Linked DNA regions of Homo sapiens: region 2 is linked to region 1. A link is an interaction called in ENCODE POLR2A ChIA-PET data of the cell type or tissue named here. Cell type or tissue: IMR-90. All regions are shown on one strand. Each heading gives the region's core, and the rest is flanking DNA. Links, peaks and the distances in the headings are about the cores only.

Region 1 (4,388 bases), core at 189-4,188:
TAAAACATCTGGAACTTTGCTATTGACTATGTTGAGCAGCTACTTCGATCTTACTCAAGATTAGTTCCCTATAGTTTAAAACACACACACTAGCACCAAGTTCACATCTATTTCAGTACTTTGAACTTAGTAGATGACCAATAACTGTTTTCCAATTGATTGGTTATCTAATAAAAAAAGATCTCCCTGGACACAAAAAAGCAAACTTCTTCATACGGCATTTTAGAATAATAGTTAATATTTGCCTTAGATTTAGTTTGAGGCACTTTGTGAAATTTCAAAAGTTAACCATCTTTTTTAAGGCTCTATTTCTCTTAATTACCAGAGCCAGGCCAATTCCTTCATGTCAAGCCCTACAAATTGGCTAAATTGTGGAGGAGGTCATCCTCCACCTGCTTGCCTTGTACCATACCTAAATTAAGGTAGGTGGAGAACTTCCAGATTTCCTCCATGGTCTTGAAGGTGATGAGAAACTGGGCCCTCTGAGACTGGATACTGACCAACCTTGCTGAGAGGTCCTACGTAAAGGAAACAATGAGTCAGCCTGGGATGACAGAAGTGTCCCATTAGCAAGCTCTTATATAGACCAAATACTCTGTATGAACTTCTTGATTATGGCATTGATTTTTACGTCACCAAAAAATGGAAACAACTTAAATATTCATCAATAAGAGATTGGTTAAAATGGAGTACAATTTATCCATAAAGTGAAATATTGTATTATGCAGCCACAGAAAAGAAGAAAGAAGCTCTTTGTGTACTGATATAGGCTCCAGATATAATACTGCTATACAGCGGCAGCAGCAAAAGAAGCCAGGGAATAGAACTATGGGCAAAGAATGCTACTTTTTGTGTTTAAAAAAAAAAGTGTATGTGGGAGGATAAAGGACGCTGATTCATAGAAGGCATCTTGAAAGCAAATTTGATTATGAGTCTATGTCTAATGATTATTTTTATTAATACAAAGCTGAAAACAGAAAAACCAAAACACACAAAAATAATCATCCCTAGTCCCTACTCCTAAAGATCATCAGTGTTAACATCTTCATGTAATAAATTTGCATCTTTTTTCCTACACAAGTTTCCATATAACTATTTCACATATATAGAATCACATTGCATAAATTATTTTGCAATCTTCTTTTGCTGCTAAGCAATATTTTGCAAAGCATCTTCTATGTCATCACAAAGTTTACACCATTCTTAATGGTTACATGTGCCATTGTTGCATTAACATAATGAATTATTATCATTTTCTTATGGTTTCATGTTTGGATTGTTTTACATTTTTTAAAATCCTAAATGGTACTGTGATAAACATCTTTATAGCTAAATCTTTGTGCACATTCTTAATTGTTTTAACACATGTATTTCTAAGAGGTGCAATTGGAAATGCAAGGATATGCACATTTTCAATCCTAAAATGCAGTCACCCAACTGTCCCCCAGGAAGGCTTTCCAATTTACATGCTCACAAGGAGAGTGACAGGAAGACTATAAGCCTCTTGGGGGTTTTTTTGTTTTCTTTTGTTTTGTTTTTTTAGACGGAGTCTCGCTCTGTCGCCAGGCTGGAGTGCAGTGCAGTGGCGCAATCTCGGCTCACTGCAACCTCCGCCTCCCAGGTTCAAGCGATTCCCCTGCCTCAGCCTCTCGAGTAGCTGGGACTACAGGCACCTGCCACCACGCTTGGCTAATTTTTTGTATTTTAGTAGAGATGGGGTTTCACCATGTTGGCCAGGATGGTCTCGATCTCTTGACCTCATGATCCACCCACCTTGGCCTCCCAAAGTGCTGGGATTACAGGCGTGAGCCACCGCACCCGGCCTGGTTTTTTTATAATACCTAAAAAAAAAGCAGGTCTGAATCACTGCCCAGACTTAGTTTTCCCTTAAATCTGTTGTTTGTCCAAGCCTCCGGAGTTGACTGTAACAAGTGACGGTCAGAACATCCCTCCACCAGGCCAGGTCCTGTCATCAGTACCAACTCCAGGAGCTCTATCATGAGGGAAACTTAGAGGAAGAAGAAGATAGAAGAATCCAGAAGAAAAGCCCCAGTTCAGTAAAATCAGAACTCTGGGGTTCCTTCTGCCATACCAAACCCCAGGAGGCCCCAGATCCATCATTAGGGAAGGGGTGCTAGGTAAAAATCAACTTACAGAGAATTTACTACATCCCTGGCACTTCACCCAGAGCTTTATGAGCAATATGTCATTTAACTCCCACAAAAGCGCTATGAAGAGAATGCAATGACAGTATTTGGGCCATTCCAAAATGTGCTTTTATCACATTTAACCACTTCTGAACTAAAAGATAAGGAAGTATGTCATCAACCATAATTGGCAGCATTTGTTTTCTTTCTTGGAAGTACATAAAATAACAGTGCATTTTATAATCAATGGCATCTTAGATCTAATGAAAAATGGCATTATCCCTGTTGCATATTCAAGGGGGCCAAGGCACAGAGAGGTTAAGTAAATTGTCCAAGGTCACCTTCAGGGAGTAAGCTGCGGAGCCTTGATTAGATTTCAGATCTAGCTGACTCCAGGCCTCAACTGTAGCCCACAAGTATGTCTGACTCAAGCTTCAGCCCAGCAGACCAGCTCTCTCAATCAACCCTGCTCCTGCCATACCAAATGAGACTCAAAATAAAGGAAAATCTACAGTACCAATAGCAGCCAGTGTCTCCCAGTTCCTGAATTCCAGATATTAAAAAAAATAAAATAAAATTCAAAAAAATGTAGCTACTGTTTATGGAACACATATCACCAAACACAATGCCAAGCTCTCTACTCATACAATCTCGTTTTCCCCCTGAAAAACCAGACATTATCTTTTTTTGCTGCATGACATTTAGAACACTTTTCTCCTTCAGTTTGTACCAGATTCATGCAGAAACTGTAAAAAGTAACTAGAACATATTAGTTTATGTAAAGTAATATTATCCTTTCCCTACCTCTAGTTGAAACAACTTTTTTCCATTTCTGACTTTAGTTCTCCTACTTAATACATCCTAAACTGTAAATAATTTGATCATACCATTCTTCCTTGGTTTTAACAAATGAAGATATTATCTACCTACTATGAAAGATGAGAAATTGGTTTATTTACTTTATTGTTTTTTTCCTCCTCTCACCCAAGTATTTATAAGGTATTGTTTTTTGATTGGCAATCTTGGTACTTTAAAAATATATACTTAGCGGTTACCAGGAGCTGAGACATGGGGATAATGGGAGTTATTGTTTAATAGATATGGAATTTCAGTTTGAGATGATGAAAAAGTTCTGGAGGTGGATAGGTTGTGAATGTACTTAGTGTCATAGAGAATCATACACTTAAAAAATGATTAAAATGGAAAATTTTATGTTATGTATATTGTATCACAGTAAAAAAAAAGAATTTGAAATTACCGCATTAGAAAAAAAGTATACTTAATGAGGTAGGTATTATAACAACTCCCATTCTATATAGGTTAAGTAACTTGTCAAAGATCACAACTAATAGAATATTTGAAACCAAATTTTCTCTGACTCAGCAACTCCAAGTTGCCTCATTCAGAGTTCCTGCCCACTCCTCTCCACTCCTGTGCAGAGAATGTGCACGGAATCTTTCATTCATTCAGTCTACCTATTAGATGTTTTTTCCGAGGACCTACTTTGTTCCAGATGCTGTCTTAGATGCTAGGGATCCTGTAGCAGACTGACACAAGTCAGTACTCAGCATTCACCTGTTTCCTTCATGCTCACCTTAAACAGCATGCGCACCTCCTGGTCCTCATTCTCCAGTGCCCAGAGCCGCCTCCGAGCAGCTTCCTGTAGGGGTCCATTTACACACCTCCTGGAGCGGCTCTTTACACAGAAGGAGAGTGTCAGGTCTTAAAGAGAACAGAGAGAGAAGGATCAGGCTGAAAATAGAATAAAAAGGAAGAAAGAGTTAGATTAGCCCACAGTTTCCCCTACATGTATACCTGAACCCTCAACTGGTGTCCTCATTAGTTACAGATTAGAGTGGTCTTAACACTTCTCGGAGCACTCCTTTAAATGGTCCTCCCTTGAGGAAAAACACATACTGAACCCAGGAGGGCTCTGGAATCGCAGGAGTTGATGCACTCACGTTGTTTATTTCTGCTTTGTACGGGGTTTATTCCTACACTGCCTGGCACTGATGTAATGGTGCTGACACAGGACCAGCTAGGACATACATCACTCCCTGTGAATGACTTGTGAAAGTTTAGAATCAATAGGACTTTATCCATATTTAAGGAAATGTACTTATGTGTCAAAGTTATCATATGTAATAGACATATACTTTGTGCATTACACATTAACACATACACATAAACATGAACACATTACACATAAACACATTTTCTCTAACCTGTCTTTTCTGATAC
Region 2 (4,388 bases), core at 220-4,219, 49 kb after region 1:
ATCCAAAGCAAGGAAGCAGAGGGAAGTCAGGCAGTCTGCTTGGCCAGGATTGGCTGGGAGCCTGGAGAGGCTCCACAATGCAGCGAAAGAATGAGTGAGTGATTCCCAGAGATTAACATTTCCACTATAGACTCCTGCATCCTCTGCATGGGAAAGCCCTAGACCCTTGCAGTCTTCAAGACTAATATCAAAAGCTGCCTGAAGATCAAAGGCATTGTTCCAGAAAGAGAGCTCATGCTGGGCCCCACACACCCCAAGCCCTAAGCAGCTACAGCAAAATGCCATATTGAGAGCCCAGCTTCCAAGAGACCACAGACTCCAAGGCAGAAGAGTAAGCCATTAGCAAAACCCCACTGCCCCCCACAATGAAGCCACTGCATATTTTCATGCATCGCAATGACAAACCCCCCTACCCTCAACAGCTGCTTATGGCTGCCACTGCCAGGATTCAAGCATGAGCAAAATGCATACTCCCCAGCCACCTGCATATGGCTCCTGCCACTAAAAGCAACCCTGCCCTTCCCACAAGCCCTGAGCAGGCCTGGAGTGCAGCCACTGCAGTCCCCACCTGAACATTCTGCCTTGGGCCTGGAGATCACCCCACCCCTGCCAACCATAGCCAGCACCTGCAAGCCCCACTAGCAGACCTAAAGGACACAATTGCGTGGCTCACTCCACCACCCAAACCTCCTAGTGCCAGAGCACACAGTGCAGGGACCTGGAGACTGCTTAGTCCAGTCCATCACCATTGGCACTTGAGCCCTTCTCCCAGGGGCCTGAGGTGAGGCTCATTCGGCCTGCCACTGCCACTGCAGTTGATACTCACCCACACATGCTACCAGTGGGCCTAAGGCTCACCCTGCCTCTGCCTACCACAGCTAGTACCTGCAAGTACCCCTGGGAGGACTAAGGACCAGTTTGCCCAGCCTTGCTCTGCTCCCCCACCACCAGTACCAGAGCATGTGGTCCAGAGACCTGGGGACCACCCAGCCCAGTCCACCATTGTTGGCACCTGAGCACTCCTCCTGGAAGCTTGAGTTCAAGCCCACCCAACCTGCCATTACCACCACAGTGGGCACACACCTATAGGCCTACGGACTGGCCCACCCAGCACATCACAGCCACTGTCAACACAAGTACAGACCATGTAGGACCCAGAGATTAGTCCATCTACTGCTACTACAATCATCCATGCCATGACCATTGCCCAGGGGCCTGAAAACCCACCCGCTTGCCTAGCCCAACTCTGCTACTACCAGCACCTGAGAAAGCCACCTGGGGATCCAAGAATTGGACTGCCTGGAACCACTGAAACCAGTGCCAATATATGCCACCCTGGAGCCCAAGGGCAGGCATGCTCAGCCCACTGCTGCCACCACAGAGGTCTGAAGATAGGACCACCTGGCATTGCTGTATCCAGCAAAACTTTGCCACAGTCTCCACTCCACTAACAATTGCACCCTAAGCCACTCAGGAAATCACAGACACCACTGACGATGTTTACAGCTGAAGAAATCATATGGAGACCACACTGCTGCACACATCCAAAATCAATGGCAAAGTGCCCGACCCAACCAACACCATAGATACATCTTCAAAAAAGTACCCTCCCCTATGAAAGCAAATTTCAAAAATTGAAAGAAACAACTGTTACACCAGATGCATAGACATCAATGTAAAAACATATGAAACATGAAAAAGCAAGAGAATATGACACCTCCAAGAGAACACAGTAATTCTCCAGCAATAGAGTTCAGTCAAAAGGAAATCTATGAAATCCCAGATAAAATACTCAAAATAATGATGTTAGAGTAGGAGGGAAAATGGCAGCTAGGAGGAAGGACTAACTTGCAGTTCCTACTTGGATTGGCAGAGCAGCATGTGGAGACTTACACAGTGAATGTTTGCTCCAAGAACCACCAAAAGAACAACCAGGAAAACCAAAATAATTCACAGACCCTTTGAAGGAAGCAGCTTGCTGCTGCAAACTGTGAGAGGAGAAAGTCTGCCTCCAAACACACATCCTTACTGGGGAACCTGAAAACACAGATCATTGAAGAAGGATTTAACCTTACCTAGAGCTGAAGCAAATTTAGAGAGCCAAGTGAAATAAAAAAGTAGAAGAAGCAGCAGGAAGAGCCTGTAGGCACTCCCAGTCCCCAAGGAAGCCATTTCTGAATTTATCTCACAGGGGTCCTTGGGGGAAGGCAGACAGTGGAATTAGGGAAGGGCCACAGGGTAAAGGAGGCTTCCAGCTGAACTATGTAATAATTTCAACAAAGTGCGAATTTTCTTGGGCAGCATCTGTGGGCTAGCAGGGTGAACAGAAAGTGTAGAGAGGAGCACAGAAGCCATGGCAGGCAGGGAGAGTCAAGACCTGAAAGACCTGCTTGCTTTCTCAGCAAGGAGGCTTGTAGCCTGAGGCAAGATCTCAGCCCTGCACACCAGAGGCCTGGATATAAATTTAGCTCTATGGAGAGCATGGCGGGAGTGAGACTGGCCTTGCTGTCTGCACAGGAGCTGGGTGAGGCCTGTCACTGCCAGCTTTCCCCCACTTTCTTGGCCAACTGTACAAAGCAACAGAGGCAGCCATAATCCCCCTTGGAACATAACTCCATTGGCCTGAAAAATACACTCCCATCCCCCACAGTGGCCATGGCAAGCCCTGCCCAAAAAGAGTCTGCACTCAGACACACCTAACCCTGCCCCAACCTTATGGTCTTTCTCTACCCACCCTGGTAGTCAAAGACAAAAGACATAAGCTTATGGGAGCTCCATGGCCCCAACCATCACCAGAGAAACCCAATACTTATCCAGGTGACCTTAGGACAAGTTCGTATCCTCCTTCTACTAGCACAGCTGGTGCTCTCTTGAAAGTGCCACCTCCTGGCTGGAAACCAATCAACTCAAGCCATTACAGCAACCCATAACAGAACAACCCTACTCCAAGGAAGGAGAAGACAACAGCCAATTCCACCACCTAAAACATCCTGGCTACCCAGAGGTCTTGAGTCTGTCCACATTACAACTTTACTGCTAGCATAACCAGCATACAAAAAAAAAAAAAAAAAGTGCACTAAACAAAACTACAACCAAGGACCATCACAGAATCCACTTACTCCCCTACTACTTCCACCAGAGCAGGTGCTGGTCTCCATGGCTGGGAGATCTGAAGATAGATCACATCACAGGACTCTTTGCAGACACACCCTAGCACCTGCCCAGAGCCTGGTAGCTCCACTGGGTGGCTAGACCCAGAAAAGCAATAGTAGTCACTGCAGTCCAGCTCTCAAGAAGCCCCATCCCTAAGGGAAGGGGGAAAGCACCACATCAAGGCATCACCCCCTAGGACAAAAGAATCTGAACAGCAGACCTTGAGCCCCAGATCTTTCCTCTGACATGGTCCACCCAAATGAGAAGGAACCAGAAAAACAATTCTGGTAATATGACAAAACAAGTTTAACACCCCCAAAAGATCACACTAGCTCAACAGCAATGAATCCAAACAAAGAAGAAATCTTTGAATTGCTAGAAAAAGAATTCAGAAAGTTGATTATTAAGTTACACAAGTAGGCACCAGAGAAAAGTGAAAACCAACTTAAATAAATTTTAAAAATAATACAGGATATGAACCACAATGCTTTCAGAGAAATAGACATCATAAACAAAAAGCAATTACAACTTCTGGAAATGAAAGACACACTTAGAGAAATACAAAATACATTGGAAAGTTTCAACAATAGACTAGAAAAAGTAGGAGAAAAAACTTCAGAGCTCAAAGACAAGGCTTTCAAATTAACCCAATCCAACAAAGACAAAGAAAAAAGAATAAGTAAAAATGAACAAAGCCTCCAAGAAGTTGGGGATTATGTGAAATGACCAAACTTAAGAATAATTGGTTTCCCTGAGTAAGAAGAGAAATCTAAAAGTTTGGAAAACTTATTTGAGGGAATAATTGAAGAAAACTTCCCTGGCCTTGCTAGAGACCTAGACATTTAAATAAAAGAAGCTCAAAGAACACTCAAAAAATTCATCACAAAAAGATTATCACCTAGGCCAGGGGCAGTGGCTCATGCCTGTAATCCCAGCATTTGGGGAGGCCCAGGCAGGTGTATCACCTGAGCTCAGGAGTTCAAGACTAGCCTGGCTAACATGGTGAAACCCCATCCCTATTAAAAATACAAAAATCAGCCATGCATGGTGGTGCACATCTGTAATCCTAGCTACTAGGGAGGCTGAGGCATAAGAATCGCTTGAACCTGGGAGGCAGAAGTTGCAGTGAGCCAAGATCACACCACTGCACTCCAGCCTGGGTGACAGAGCAAGACGCTGTCTTCAAAAATAATAATAATAAATAATAATAATAATAGTAATAATAAGAATAAAGG

Evidence for each region. ChIA-PET counts read pairs that join two places held together with the same protein. Peaks named below come from ENCODE experiments on the same cell type or tissue, not always from the same donor. Only the 100,000 strongest peaks of a DNase experiment are listed, where the experiment ranks them.
Region 2: POLR2A ChIA-PET joins it to region 1 with 7 read pairs; 5 of 35 experiments call an interaction of 5 or more read pairs at or near these places.

The regions. Positions count from the first base shown.
Region 1 is chr5:149,044,121-149,048,508 of GRCh38, forward strand. SH3TC2 (SH3 domain and tetratricopeptide repeats 2) reads right to left here. Exons shown (of 17, transcript NM_024577.4): 3 at 3,742-3,869; 4 at 413-518. Among named protein-coding and RNA genes, the nearest start is that of MIR584, 16 kb to the right of the region's middle. In IMR-90, for the core only: no CTCF peak of the experiment used is centred there; a DNase peak (open chromatin) is centred at 2,571.
Region 2 is chr5:149,092,782-149,097,169 of GRCh38, forward strand. All of the region lies in intron 2 of SH3TC2-DT (SH3TC2 divergent transcript), which reads left to right. Among named protein-coding and RNA genes, the nearest start is that of SH3TC2-DT, 32 kb to the left of the region's middle. In IMR-90, for the core only: no CTCF peak of the experiment used is centred there; no DNase peak of the experiment used is centred there; H3K27me3 peaks cover 143 bases.